Regions from separate parts of the Homo sapiens genome. Here region 2 is linked to region 1. Evidence: chromatin contacts called from ENCODE Hi-C or POLR2A ChIA-PET data. All regions are on one chromosome and are shown on one strand. Each heading gives the region's core, a stretch centred on a gene start or an enhancer-like site at or near the end of the contact. The rest is flanking DNA. Distances are from core to core; before and after follow the strand shown.

Region 1 (4,238 bases), core at 633-3,132:
CAAGCGCTTTAAGGCAGGCATGTGCCATATCTAATGTGGAAACAGGAAGGAGATCTAAAATGCTGCGGTTGGTGGTGGTCAAAGAAGGTTTCTCTCAGGGGGAACGATTCAACAGACATTTGTGATAGTTGATGTTTGGCAAGATAGAGGTGAATGAGAACTAGGGCTGCTTTCAAGGAGTCTGAAGTCCAGTCTTGCTTCCGGAGTCACCTCTTTGAGAGCCTGGATCCTGTGGTGTCTGACCCGCCTCTCCAGTAGTAAGCATGGAGCTTGAGTCAAAAGAGGTGCTTAGTAAATAACAGGTCCCTTTCTCTGACATCTCATGGCACAACTCTTTGGATTTAGTCTAGTGGTGAAGAACTTGGCTACTGCAGTCAGATTGCATGCGTTCAAATTCCAGCACCCAGCTGTGTTACCTTGGGCAGTTTTTCTCTGCACTACAGTTTCCCTACATACAAGGCAGGGATGATAATGATACCTGCAGACTAGGGTAGTTATAAGGACTAAATGAGATCATGCTTATATGATCACTAAAGATATGACCAGCATACCTCATCCCAATGTGTTTTTAAGTGCTGCTTATCACCTTCCACAACCCACCCCCACCCCCCATTCACTCAATCCAACAATTATGGATTGAGTATTTTCAGTCTTAGGCATTGTGCTGGGTGCTTAGATTCAGAAAAATCTTGCCAGACTCCGGGGTCTCCATCCCCATAGATGGTTAAATTCCCAAATCTCCCAAAATGGAAGTTCTTTGCCTCTTCTACCCAGATAAATAGGTATTTGCTATCTCTGGATTAGCGGTGAATGTCTGTTCATTTTTCATCAGCACATCTGGTTTTTAGGTGAAAAGCTGCCAGGAATTTTGAAACATCTTGTTACTTTAGACATCAGAAGGCAGGGAGATTTCCCATTATTAAATGGATGTGAAAACTTCTTTGTGCCCCAGGGCTAGGGCAAACCTGAGATTTCATAGGTCAGTGAAAGCTCACCATCATTGTTTTTGCTTGGTAATAATTTTATTTAGGGAGGAGGAAGAAGAGAGGGTAGGGGGTTTCCAGAATGATAAAGCAATGTGCCAATGTCATGCAGTTTCGAGAGGCCACTGAGGTGGTAGGGAAAGCATTGCCCATGTGTGGCTCCATCTCCCCGAGCCTCAGTTTCCCATTGTGTAAGATAAGGATAACAGAACTTCCTGTGTAGTGTGGGTTGAGGTTTCAAGGAGAGCATGAATGTGGAAACACATCAGTGCCTTTTGCCTGCTAAATGCTTCTTGTTTATTTCCAGCCCTGCCACATGTTTGCAAATCTTTGCAATGTGCAGTTGGAAGGCAAAGTGGGGATAGAGAAGGCAGATTTGATTTGAGAGTTTGTGCACACAGTGGTGGGTCTGAGTTGGGGGCCTGGCTAGAAACAAGTGGCTTTTTTGGTGGCACCTTGTGCGCCTTCTCTTGAGACAGAGGCTCTGTAACCCCCCTCGGCATCAAACTTCGCACTACCCTCCCTTTGCCACGGCATCCTTCCTTCTCGTCTCCCGGGAGGCCGGACAGAGAACCCAGGCCCAGCCCCAGCCCAGCGAGCCTGAGCCAGACTGCCTCGGGCCGGTCTTGCTCGGCCTCCCTGGGGAATCTGGGAGGCTCAGCCAGGCCTGAGTCGGCCTGGGTCCCGAGGTCAAGGTCGGGGTCAGGGTCGGGGTCCGGTCGTACGCCCTAGCACTGCCTGCGGTGGGGCGCGCACAGTCGAGCGCGGGGCCTCCCCGCAGGCTGCGCTGCCTGCCGGGCGGCCTCGGGAACTGACCAGGCCGCGTGTGAGCGCCGGGATTCCTGATCCTGCCTTAAATATGCCGGTTATTTTTATCTCCCTACGTCAGGCAGCGAAGGCCATCCCACCGGTGGCCCAGGCGGCTGCTACACAATGTTTCCCTTTAGTCGGGAGGGGAAATGGAGGGAGGCCAGACTTCCTGATCACATGGTGCTGAAGTCAATGAAAAAAAATTAAGGGGGACCCCTCCCTTTTTCTTCAATGCCTGATCCAGATTCCCCCCTCCCCGCTCCCCCGACCCACCCCCTCTGGGCTCCGCGCGTCGGAGGGAAGCGCAGCCTCCCAGGCGGAGGGCCAGCGAGGCAGGAGAGCGCGCGCAAACATAAACACGAGACTGTTGCAGTAATTGGTGGCTCTGAAAACACTGAGGAAATGAGAGGCTTGTACGAAACATCAGCCGACAAGAAACGGGGTGATGTCAGACAGCCTTCCAGGATTAGAAACCCTTAAAAGCTCCGAGCCCGCGGCCGCTGCGGAAAACTCGGCTCTCCCGCTGTCCCGGGTAGGAAGCCGGGATTTCGCTTTTGCCCGACTCCCTCGGGGCACTCGCCCTCTCCTCTCTTCCTCGCTTTCTCGCTTTCTCTCTTTCTCTCTTTCTCTTTCTTTCCTTTCTCTCTCTTCTTTTTGTTTCTTTTCTTCTTTCTTTCCTCTTTTTCTTTTCCTTTTCTTTTCCTGTCTTTCCTCTTCTCCCTCTTGCGCCCCCCCCCCCACCCCCAACTTTTTCTCTTTCTGTTTCTCTGGCTGTCACTGTCTCTCTGTCTTCTCCCTGTCTTCTCTCTCTTCGTTTTTTTCTTTAACCTTCTTTATTAAAAAGAAAAGAAGAGGCCACATCAGAAGATTTCCATTTCTAAGGCACCTTGTACTTTTATATCTTTTCCCTCCTTTGAAACACCAAACAGGACCCAACTCCTAAACAAGTCCAAAGGGACAAGTAAAACTGGGGTGTCAGTCGCTTGAGTTTGTTATAACTTTCTCTTCTTCTCAGTGCCCTTCCTCACCCCCCTTTTCGGATTAGAAGTTCATATTGCAATAATTCGCCAACATGTTGGAAGGGCTGGAAATAAACAAAAAGCATTTACCAAGGACAACAGCCCACCCACCCTGAGATGGGGAAAATGCTTGCAAAAATCTGGCCGTTTCAGAAGAGAATATAGATTTCCTGGTAAAATATATCCCAGCCACCCAGCTAGTAACACTAGTGGCTGTTGCCCCATTTTCTGTTCATAGTATAATTAAGACTAAAAGTACTTACACGTATGTGTATACACACACACACACACACACACACACACCCTCCCTCCTCCAGGCCACAGGGCAGGGTAGCTAACAGCCAGTGAGCAGGGAGGATCTTGTACCACATCCAGCAGGAACTTGCGTGTGTCTTAAAGTTGGAGGCCAGTTACTCAGTGACATCTGTTCAGTGACATCAAAAGTGATGTCTGTCAAGCCTTTTTCTCTTCGTGTCTGCCAGGATTAATGAGGCAATGTTTGGAAAGGGCTTAAGCCCCCACCAAGAAAGGCACCCAAGACAGCTTTTCAAAGAATGATTTATGTCCAGCTTTATCTAAATAGGAACCGAAAAAGCATTTTTCTTGTCTGTAGAGCAGGTGAACTCAACACCTGACTTCTTGCTCAGGTGCATTTCAGAAGCTTTCAAATCTGCCTTATTAATTGGTCTGATACCTCTTTACCATGAAGGCACTTTTTTTTTTTTTCTTTCTTCCTGAGACCCCAGAAAAGGTCATATCAAGGCTGAGTTTGTACAACCTTGGAGGAATATGACTGGTTCCAAAGACTTGGTTTCCTTCACTGCTGCTTATGGTGAGAACAATGTCCCCCAACCTGAACCCTCCTCCCTCCCCTGCACACTCATAAATCTTGTGGTGATTTAGTTCCCCTCAATGCTTGACACTCCTAAGCTGTAGTAATTTGAGCCAAGCATACTTTCTGGTTTTATCCAGTATACCTGCGGTTATACCACTCACCGAGAAGTGGATCACAGCTCTGTTTTCAACTTCTTTTTTTTTGAGACACATTTTCACTCTTGTTGCCCAGGCTGGAGTGCAATGACATGATCTCGGCTTACCGCATCCTCCGCCTCCCGGGTTCAAGCCATTCTCCTGCCTCAGCCTCCCGAGTAGCTGGGATTACAGACATGCGTCACTGCACCTGGCCAATTTTGTATTTTTAGTAGAGACGGGATTTCTCCATGTTGGCCAGGCTAGTCTTGAACTCCCGACCTCAGGTGATCCACCCACTTCAGCCTCCCAAAGTGCTTGGATTACAGGCGTGATGGACTGTGCCCGGCCTGTTTTCCACTTCTTATGGGGACATTTTCCATCTCTGATATTTGTCTTGTGCTTTGCAATCCCAGGGGGCAGCCTCATCTCTTCCTAGTCCTTATGTTGGGTAAAA
Region 2 (4,159 bases), core at 139-2,638, 420 kb after region 1:
GGGAATAACCTAGGTGATCCTTTCAACTCCCAGGAATCAGCAATTCCATAACTAAGGAGAGCATGAGCATGGCAGGGACACTGTGGCATTTGCTGCTTTTCCCCACAAGGGAATACGCATCATCATTTACCACATTCCTCATAACTCCTCCTCCTGAGTCCCTGCTAAGGAGTGACAGGGATTTAAGCTGGATAAGACAAAGGTTCCGAATCCTACAACTCAGCAGGAAGGCAGAAGAAAACAATTCCCTCTTTCATCAGGAGCTGGGGTTTCGTCAGTTGCCTGGTCTACCCGGCTTTTATTGCACAGGGTTGGGGATCATTGGAGGTTTGGGACACATCGCAGGCAGGCTTGGCCCTGCCATGTCTTCACTCCAGGCAGACATCTATTACCCCATCTTCCCCTCCAGTCCTTGCAACAACACTTAATTACGTGACACTCTGAGCTCCACCACCACTTGCCTCACCTGGCTCTATCCTGCAGGCTTGCCTGCTGTGTTATTCCTGTAGGATACACAAATTTTATCTTGGTGCTGCTGCTCCCATGTGAGACTGAGTTTGAGCTCCATCGATGATGAAGAAAGGGTAACAAACACATGCAGAGAAAGTGAGAAGAATGGACACTGGAGCCAGGTGAAACCAGCCACCTCAACTTTTTTAACTTCCTGAGTTTGACTGGGTCTTTGAATGACTAAAGCCAATTTGGGCCCAGATCTTATTCATGAAACTTACATTTCAAATATACGACGTTTCCTCTTCAATGCAAATACTCACTCTAGGCTCTGAGCTGGGGTATCCAGGGTCTCCTCATGACATGGTGGCTGGAACTCATCCCTTGTCTTGGAAATTGTCAAAAGAGCTGAAAATTCTGGAAGGAGCAAGAGGCAGAAAATAAATCTGTGCCTACTTTGGAGTAGAACGACAAGGATATTCCTCCTCTGAGGGAAGCCATGGGATCTGGGATGCTCAAAGCTAACTATCGACAGAAGTTACCAAATGGAGCAGAGGAGAATAATCAACAGTTTCATGGAAACCTCTTAGCTGTAAACCCCTTATTTTCACAAGTCAGGGTGGTTATGGAAAAGAGGGGAGCAGATCTGTGCCCTTGACCTACCCTCCTAGACAACGCAGCCTGGAGAAGAGAGGGTTAAATGGTGTGTGGAGGACTTGAGCTATTCTCCCTCTCCATTCACCCGAAATCCCACTGGGATATTCTAATCTCCTTGGAACACGCTGCATTATCTGTACTTTCAGCACAGCTCACGTTTCAAATGGCAGGCTGCAGAGCAATCTGATTGTTTTATAGGCCCAGCCAAGAGAGGAGCTCCAGTTCCTTTCTCCTGGCCAGGTGCCCTCTTTGAGGGAGAAGACCTGCGGTGTATAGAGACTAGCCAAATGCTTAAAGATTTCAGAAACTTCAAAGGCAGGGGAGGAGCCAGAAACAATAAAAAGGAAAATGATAAACATTCAGCTTAAAGACGGGCTGAGTTAAAATCCCTGAGAAATCACTCCGAGCAGTTAGAGGCCGATTCTCAGAGGCCCGTGGCAGCGTTCCATGGTGTTACACAACGTTCCAAGAAGCAATTATTAGCTTTGTTTTAGTTGTGATTAATACAGTTAACGACTCGTAGAGGTGGAAAGACAATGGAAATGAGGAAGACGAGCACACAGAAAGGGGTCCCTGCTCCAGCCCAGCACTCTCTGACAAATAAGGGGAGTTCATCCCATCTTCAGGGTGTCTAGGAGGTCTTCACCCATTTCGAAAATTCAGTTTTGGAACTATTTGATAAGGAGAAACACAATTTTTTTTTTTAAACAGCCCAAAGCCCTTGCTGTTGAATAGCAAAAGGAAATCTGCTTTATTAAGGGGCTCTTCGCTTCCTGTGGGCAAAGCTTTGCCATGGGGCTCGACATCATTAAGGTCATGTCTGCACAAAGACCAGGAGAGAGAGAGTGATCAGCTGGAATGTTTAGGTCCAAAATATTGGAAGAGCTCAGCCTGATTCTCATGGGGGACTTAAATAGCTCAAGTAGAAAAAAAAAATCAGTAGATTTAAATCAGTGCAAAACTCTGTGTGAGCATTTACTATGTGCCTGACACTTTTCTAGGGATGTATTTTGTTCCAGCAGGCAAGACAAAGATTCCCTTTTCTCATGAAGGTCACATTCTAGAAGGAGATACAGACACAAAATAAAAGCCACAATGATACATCATAGGTTAACATGGACTGTGCTATGGAAAAGAAGAAAGCTAAGCATGGGAAGGAGTGTTAGGAGTGCCAAGGGCTACCTGGGGAGGCAGGAAACACAACAAAATGGGTGGAGATGTTGGGCTTCATCAAGATTGGGAGATCCAAGCAAGGCATGGAGGAGGTGATGAGGTCAGCCTAGAGGTTTCTAGGGGGCATCCAGGAAGAGTGAGGGACAGTATGCCTCAAAGGGGCAAGTCAGGAATGTGCTGTGTGTCAAAACAGCAACAAGAAATCCAGCGTGGCTAAGGTGAAATGAGTACTGAGGCAAGAGGATGGAGGCTCAGAGAAACACAGGGTTGAAGGGAGGGCCTGAAAAGTCTTAGAGCCATTGTGAAGATATTGCCAGAGTAAAATATTGCAAACACAATGTCTCAATACTCTAGGAGACTTGAATAGCTTAGACAGAAAAATAAGAAATATTTACATATATACAGAAAAAAATCATGTCATTGTTATCTTCAAGAAGCTCACAGTCAACTGGGAAAGATAGATAAGTAAACATAGAATAATAATCTTACATGTGATAAGTAGATACTACAAAAGACAAACGCTTTGACTTGGGAGCAAAGGGGATGATTTGTGATCCTGTGTGGGGGAACCAGGGAAGATTTCCTAGAGGAGAGGACACCTGAGCCTATTAAGTTGAAAACAGTAAATTTGTTAGGCATTTTACCCTACACATTTGCCCACAAAGACACGTACACTCCAAGGATGTATGTGATTTGTCCCAGTTACCCTGCACCTAAAGTACCAGTCCGGTTTTACCTCCTACTAGAGCAATTGCCTTCCTGTGTGCAGACCCAGTTTGAGCTGTGTTTGGGGTTGTTTTCCTCCAGCTTTCGGCTGAGGTCATGAAATGAAAAGGCTTGGCCGCAACGGAGCTTCTTAGAAAACTCCGAGCTTGCCTTCTCCTGATGTTACTGGCTTCCCTCTGTAGGAGTGTTTCCCAACTGGGGACTCTCCTTCAATGAAAATCTAGACCGTGAACACTGTAAAGATGGCCCTGTGCAAATGAATTTCCCATGCTGGTAAATCTTACAGCAGAGCAAGGAAGACCTATAATCAAACAGAAAATATATGGGTAATTTAATTAGAGATTCACTGGAAACTTAAGGTGTTCAAGGTAAACAACCAGAACATTGAAATGTATTCTTCCTGGTAGACTAGAAAGTTTGCAAAGTTTGGTTTCAGGCAGCCCTGGGTACATATGCAGGTTCAATCACTTGCTAGCTATCTGATCATGGCCCTGTTTTCCTTCTCTGTTGCGTGAGATCATAATACTTGTCTTTCTGAGCTCCCAGGGCTATTCTGAGGATCATGAAAGTATGTGGTAAGCTGTAAAACACTATACCTGTGTTGAATGTTTTCCTTTTCAAAGTGACTTTAAAAAAAAAAACTTCATTGGTTTATTTAGTCAATATGACACACTTCTGCAATCTTTTGAATCCATGGAATTTTCATATTAGAAATTACAGCCCTCATGTTACAAATGAGCAAACAGGCCCAGAGAGGGAATATGATTTACTTAAGATTGCACAGCAAATTAGAGGTAAAGCTGGACCTGGGTTCCCTGACTCATCTTTCCGTGTTCTTTCAAATAAATTACAGTATATAATAGAAGATCATGTGAAGGAAGATTCTTCCTGCTTCTGACTCAGAGAGACAGGAAGTATCATTTCCTTCTGGGTTCTTCCACTGGAAGCACATTGCATTTCCTTCTATAGCAAACACTTTCACTAGTTTTAAAGGCATTCTTTTTTGATAAAAAAACCTCTTAATCCAGCACTTATGTAAAACTGCTTTCTTTAATTCTTCCAGTAACCCAGTAGGTTATTAGTAATCCCATTTTGCAGATGAGGAAACGGAGTCTCTGAAAGCTGAAATGACTGACCCAAGGTCACATCTAGG

Evidence for each region. A loop is a pair of places that touch in the nucleus more often than their neighbours do. ChIA-PET counts read pairs that join two places held with the same protein, here RNA polymerase II (POLR2A). Pooled maps may share reads with other maps.
Region 2: a map of IMR-90 shows a loop between it and region 1 (8-fold over the local background). The contact joins two enhancer-like sites. A Hi-C loop is called at or near these places in 11 of 168 maps with a recorded cell type or tissue (IMR-90, ascending aorta, chondrocyte and 8 more) and 17 of 50 pooled maps. POLR2A ChIA-PET finds 5 or more read pairs at or near these places in 2 of 52 experiments (Panc1 and endothelial cell of umbilical vein).

What each region holds. Positions count from the first base shown.
Region 1 is chr9:107,635,914-107,640,151 of GRCh38, forward strand. The region is part of intron 8 of LOC105376205 (a long non-coding RNA gene); the gene reads left to right. Among named protein-coding and RNA genes, the nearest start is that of KLF4, 150 kb to the left of the region's middle. RefSeq lists enhancers at 1,100-1,648, 1,649-2,197. Within about 2 kb of position 1,883, at least 30 of the 41 ENCODE cell types and tissues checked have a DNase peak (open chromatin) inside an H3K27ac peak, as active enhancers do; they include IMR-90, ascending aorta, endothelial cell of umbilical vein and 4 more, where a contact is called at or near this core.
Region 2 is chr9:108,052,428-108,056,586 of GRCh38, forward strand. LOC105376214 (a long non-coding RNA gene) reads right to left here. Exons shown (of 6, transcript XR_007061722.1): 5 at 774-867. Among named protein-coding and RNA genes, the nearest start is that of KLF4, 560 kb to the left of the region's middle. RefSeq lists an enhancer at 1-455. Within about 2 kb of position 1,389, at least 21 of the 41 ENCODE cell types and tissues checked have a DNase peak (open chromatin) inside an H3K27ac peak, as active enhancers do; they include IMR-90, ascending aorta, endothelial cell of umbilical vein and 4 more, where a contact is called at or near this core.